2 separate regions of the Homo sapiens genome follow, and region 1 is linked to region 2. Evidence: chromatin contacts called from ENCODE Hi-C or POLR2A ChIA-PET data. All regions are on one chromosome and are shown on one strand. The core of a region is the stretch at or near the end of the contact, and the rest is flanking DNA. Distances in the headings are between cores, read along the strand shown. Region 1 overlaps PARVB (parvin beta). Region 2 overlaps SAMM50 (SAMM50 sorting and assembly machinery component).

Region 1 (2,700 bases), core at 76-2,575, 66 kb before region 2:
GAACTAAACCCAGCACCCCACTCCAGCCGGCTGATTAGACCTCTTCCCATCCTGCTTGTTTTCCCTTCTTGAGCAACATCAAACTATGAGACCTCTCCTTCGCCTGTGCCCAAAGAACCCGGGTGTATTCCACCTTTTGTCCAGATATTAATGCCGAATGTAGTTGGGTTACTAGATGACATTTACCCAGTTAAGTCCCATCAGGTATAACTCACCCTAAGCTCCGGTTGCCCCACTACCTGACCTGACACACCAGGATTTTTAGAACCTCAAAGCTCCCAGCTTCCACCATCTTTCCACCAGCAAGTTCTTCTGGCTCAATCTCCCTTTCTGCTGCTCAAACATTTAAAAGTTTCCTATTGAAAACGATTCCCTTGCCTCAGATCTTGGGACTAAAGATGGTCCTGTGACAATCAACCATGAAATTCTTTTCTTTTCTTTTTTTTAGAAAGAGTCTCTCTCTGTTGCCCAGGCTGGAGTGCAGTGGCAGAATCTCAGCTCACTGCAACCTCCACCTCCTGGGTTCAAGTGATTCTCCTGCCTCAGCCTCCCAAGTAGCTGGGATTACAGGTGGCTGCCACCACACCCAGCTAATTTTTTGTATTTTTAGTAGAGATGGCATTTTACCATGTTGGCCAGGCTGGTCTCAAACTCCTGACCTCAGGTGATCCACCTGCCTTGGCCTTCCAAAGTGCTAGGATGACAGACATGAGCCCCCACGCCTGGTCTCAGCCATGAAATTCTAATACAAAAGGCCACCTTACATTTCAGAGTGCCCTTTCCGCCTTCCCACAACATAGGAAAGAACATTTCTCCCGATAGCAAGCAGAGAAAGCATCGTGGTAGAGAAACTGCCACCTGGGTACCTCACATCCCCCTTCCATGATGCTGAGCAAACACGCCCCGCCAAAGACGACGAGTGCTGTTTAAAACCAAATGACAGCAGGCTTTGCAAGTGTTTAATAACACATCTTCTGTGCCTGTCAAACAAGCCAAGTGAGACTTTTTAAAGGAAAATGTGTACGGCATCTTTCTTTATTAAGCTGAGACAATCAACACCACGTACGTGACACCTGAATGTACACCCAACATTCACATTTTGTGGCAACAGGCATCTCTTCTCCCCTGTGAATGAGCTTGGGATACCATACCGGTGCCTTCTACTTCTCGAGGCTGATGGAGAGTAGCATTTATGCAAAAGGAGTACATCAGAAAAACTGCTCCTTACCTTATGGCTGACAAATGGAACAGGATGAAATGACTCAGCAGAAGTCAACCTAAAAGGGCTTGTCAGTGTGCAAGCTGTGGGCACTGTGCAAACACAAGCCTCACGGTGTTTTATTAATCCAAAGAGAAGAACAAGTCCTCCTCCCCTTTCCCATCAAGACCTAGAACAGTCTAATAACTAGCCACGGGGCTGGGCACAGAGGCTCATGTCTGTAATCCCAGCACTTTGGGAGGCTGAGGTGGGTGGATCACTTGATGCCAGGAGTTCGTGACCAGCCTGGCCAACATTGTGAAACCCCGTCTCTACTAAACATACAAAAATTAGCTGGGTGTGGTGGCGGATGTCTGTAATGCCCGCTATTCAGGAGGCTGAGGCAGAAGAATCGCTTAAATGTGAGAAGCAGAGGTTGTAGTGACCTGAGATCGTGCCACTGCACTCCAGCCTGGGCAACACAGCAAGACTCCCTCTCAGAAAAAAAAAAAAAAAAAAAAAAGCCACAGGGTGTGCAGAACTAAGAAGATACAATCAACTCTGCTTCTGTTTCCCCCCCCCATCACACCCTCATCTATGAAAGTAATAACAAGAAGGGTGACTGAGTGACCATAACTAGTGGGTTTTAGTCACTAACTGAGCACCAGGTACTGTGGGTTGAATGGTGTCTCATCCAAAATCCACGTCCGATGGGCGCAGAGGCTCATGCCTGTAATCCCAGCACTTTGGGAGGCTGAGGCAGGTGGATTGCCTGAGCTCAGGGGTTCAAGACCACCCTGCGCAACAGAGTGAAACCCCATTTTTACTAAAAATACAAAAATTAGCCAGGTGTGGTGGCAGGTGCCTGTAATCCCAGCTACTCAGGAGGCTGAGGCAGGAGAGTCGCTTGAACTCGGGAGGAGGAGGTTGCAGGGAGCCAAGATCGTGCCATTGCACTCCAGCCTGGGCTACAGAGTGAGACTCCATCTCAAAAAAAAAAAAAAAAAAAAAAATCCACGTCCACCTGGAATTGGACAACTGGAGAATGTGCCTTATTTGGAAACAGGGTCTTTGCAGATGTAATCAAGTTCGGATGAGGTCATACTGGACTGCGGTGGGCCCAGCTGGTGTCCACATGGGAGAGAGAAATTTGGATGCTGACATGCAGAGAGAAGACCATAGGAAGACACAGAGGGGCATGAAGGGGGACACCTGTGACAATGGAGGCTGACTGGAGTGACATGGCCACAAATCAAGATATGCCAGGACTGCCCACCGTCCCCAGAAGCCAAGAGAGTCAGGAAGGATCCCTCCCTGGAGACTTTAGATGGAGCAAGGCCCTGCTGACACCTTGATCTTGGACTTCTGGTCTTCAGAGCTGGGAGAGAATAAACTTCTGCTCTGTAAGCCAGCCAGTGTGGGGTACTCTTTTATGTCAGGCCTAGGAAATTAATGCAGATTTTGTATTATCTCAATTTATTATTTTCAAGAGCCCAGTTAGG
Region 2 (2,700 bases), core at 46-2,545:
CACTGCCGGCACAGGGTCTTGGAGTCTGATGTTCAAAGGCTTCTGACGAACTTGGACTCTGAGGCTGGAGGCCAGGAAGCACCCAGCATGGGGTGCTTTAGGAAGGTCATGCCAACAGCACCCTTGGCGCCTTGCACCCCACCTCCCACCACACGCCAGGAGCCTCTCCACCTGGCTCTCACTTCCAACACCAGGTGCAGTTGTAGTCATGGGGACCTCAGCGGTGAACAAGGCAGATGAAGTCCTGAGCTCAAAGACCCTGGCATATACCCAAGGGGAAAAAGGTCAGCGGGGCTGGAAGGCAAAGGCGTGGGAGCTCAGGGCCTGGACCTCCCCACTCCCCCTTCTGTTCCTGTAGGACGCGGTTCTGCCCGGTGCCCGCCGACAGCGCACACCTGCACAGCTTTGCTCCTGCCTTTGTTAGCCAGGACCACTGTCCCTGCGTGTCTTCTGCAAGCACCTGGCTGTCTGTCCTCTAGGAAGATTCAGCTCAGGGACCTGCTCCAGGGGGCCCTCTCAGCACCCTCCCCAACAACCAAGATGATCCACTTTCTTGTCTTCCTGCTGCTAACTGTGAGCTGCTCTCCCAAGCGAGCCTGCCTGATTCAGCCCTGTGTCTCCAGAGACCGGACTCCTAAGACACAAACTGACAGAATGCTGTTAGATCCCAGAGACAGTGGTGCCACAAATCACTTGCGACATAACAGTAAGCAAACATCTCAAAACTGTTTCCTTCTTTGTGAATGTCTGAAGTCCTATTTACAGTGTGCCTGCCTCAGTTATGGGGGAAACCTGTGGATAATTTCTACACACACGATACCCCATCCTGCCAGCTACCAAATTTTAGAAATGAAGATTAAATCTGGCAACCTCACTCCAACTTCACGAAATTCCAATATTGATGACCAACCTCAAACAAGGCCTCACACTGAGCGAAAATGTCTTCCACACTCGGGGTGCCAGGCTGACCCCGTTCAGAGCTCACTGTCCATAATAAACATCTGAACAGCTGCCACCTGGCCTGGGGGCAGAGGCACTTCCTTATAGCCTGGTCTTTAAATGTCACGTGCTTAGGATGCTGCTTCCTCCCGGAATAAACCATATTTTGAAATTAATCTCTGAAACGTGTTTTTTAGATTTAACCTGAAGAGACGGAAGTAAAGCTGAAAGGTAAATGTAACCACTTCATATGAAAATTATTTCAGAAAGGGTCAATTCAACAGAGCTCCTAAAAGCCGCGTTGACTTCTCAGGGCACACTGACACCCAGTGGCTACAAAGAGCACTGCAATGGTGGTGATGGCAGCGTGGGCTGCCCAGACCCTCCCTGCCCGAGACGTGCACAGTGGCGGGTCCCAGAGCAGCAGGGACTGTGTCAGAGAGCGGTATCTAAAGCTTCCCTCGCTCCAACGCCCCTCCAGCCCCGGGCCTGCAGTCAACCACTCAAAACCACCCACTTAAGCTAGGTGTTGGTGCAGCAGCGTCACAGCGCCTCTGGGGCTACCTGCAAGGATTCAAATGAGAACCTGGCTGTTAGGCCAGGGAGCCCAACACTCCCAACTGCAGAGGGAATAAGGGCTTCATAGAAAGAAACTTGCAAAACCAGCCTGGTCTGCTGAAGACAGTAACGGCGTGGAGTTATCTGATGCAGTCTCGCTCTGGAAAAAGGTGCCCACTTTTTCACTTTATTATCTCCAAAATCAGGATGCATCATCCCATCTATGGCTTGTCACAAACTGTTAGCTGAGATGATGTGGAGGGGGAGGGGCAACACCTCCCACAGGAACCTGTTCCCTTGTGTGAGGGGCTGGCCACGCCGGGTGTATCAGCAGCAGAGCAGCCCAGGAAAAATAACCACTTCCCAACCCCAGGCCAGGCGGTGCGCCAAGGGCTCTGCATGCAGTAACTCACTGAGTTCTCCAAACTGCAACAGTCACCATCATGATCGTCCATCCTCTGGGCATGAAAATGGACACCCAGAGAGGTTTTGTGACTCACCCCGGGCCACACAGTCACACAGAGTGGCCAAGCTGGGCCCCAAGCCCGGGTAGCTGGGCCCCCAGGCACACATGCATGCAGCCTGCGTGACTACACCCTTTCCAGCTTGGGCTTTGTGTGGAGAACAGGAGAGGCGTGGAGGGGAATGGGAGCTGGCGGTTGTGGGAGCAGCCGCCGCCATCTCTGAAGGCCCTGTCATCAGTAGGGAGCCGCAGCAGCCTGGCAGCCCCTGCCGTGTCCCCAGACGCGGAGCAGATGCTGAAGGGCCTTCTGGCAAGAGTGTAAGGAGCAGATTCCGCTGAAGCAATAACCGTAAAGGACCTGAATGACAGACGCAGACTGCACCTGAGAGGCGATGCTCAGAAACACTTGCGAATGCGGCTCCCCTTTACAAAGCACCATCCCCTACATGCTGATGCGGAAGACGGAGAGAGTAAAAATGATACAGCATTTCCTTCAACTGGCACAAACTACAACCTATTTGAAACCGGGTTAAGCCTCCAACAGCACCACCATTTGGTGGCAACATAAAGGTAGACACAAAAATGAAGAGAAAAAACAGGCTGGGGTGCTGTGAATGCATATACAAAAATAAGAGACAGTATGAACACTGTTGTGGACTGAACATTCATGTCCCCACAAGATTCACATGCTGAAGCCCTAACCCTGACAGGATGGTGTTGATACCTGGAGGCAGGCCTTT

Evidence for each region. A loop is a pair of places that touch in the nucleus more often than their neighbours do. ChIA-PET counts read pairs that join two places held with the same protein, here RNA polymerase II (POLR2A). Pooled maps may share reads with other maps.
Region 1: a loop to region 2 is called in a map of uterus, with 2.1 times the contacts of the local background. The contact joins two enhancer-like sites. A Hi-C loop is called at or near these places in 17 of 168 maps with a recorded cell type or tissue (B cell, GM11168, GM12878 and 13 more), 10 of 37 single-sample maps with no recorded cell type and 13 of 50 pooled maps. POLR2A ChIA-PET finds 5 or more read pairs at or near these places in 2 of 52 experiments (AG04449 and activated B cell).

What each region holds. Positions count from the first base shown.
Region 1 is chr22:44,058,061-44,060,760 of GRCh38, reverse strand. All of the region lies in intron 1 of PARVB (parvin beta), which reads right to left. Among named protein-coding and RNA genes, the nearest start is that of PARVB, 35 kb to the right of the region's middle. Within about 2 kb of position 1,325, at least 4 of the 41 ENCODE cell types and tissues checked have a DNase peak (open chromatin) inside an H3K27ac peak, as active enhancers do.
Region 2 is chr22:43,991,911-43,994,610 of GRCh38, reverse strand. All of the region lies in intron 14 of SAMM50 (SAMM50 sorting and assembly machinery component), which reads right to left. Among named protein-coding and RNA genes, the nearest start is that of PARVB, 31 kb to the left of the region's middle. Within about 2 kb of position 1,295, at least 2 of the 41 ENCODE cell types and tissues checked have a DNase peak (open chromatin) inside an H3K27ac peak, as active enhancers do.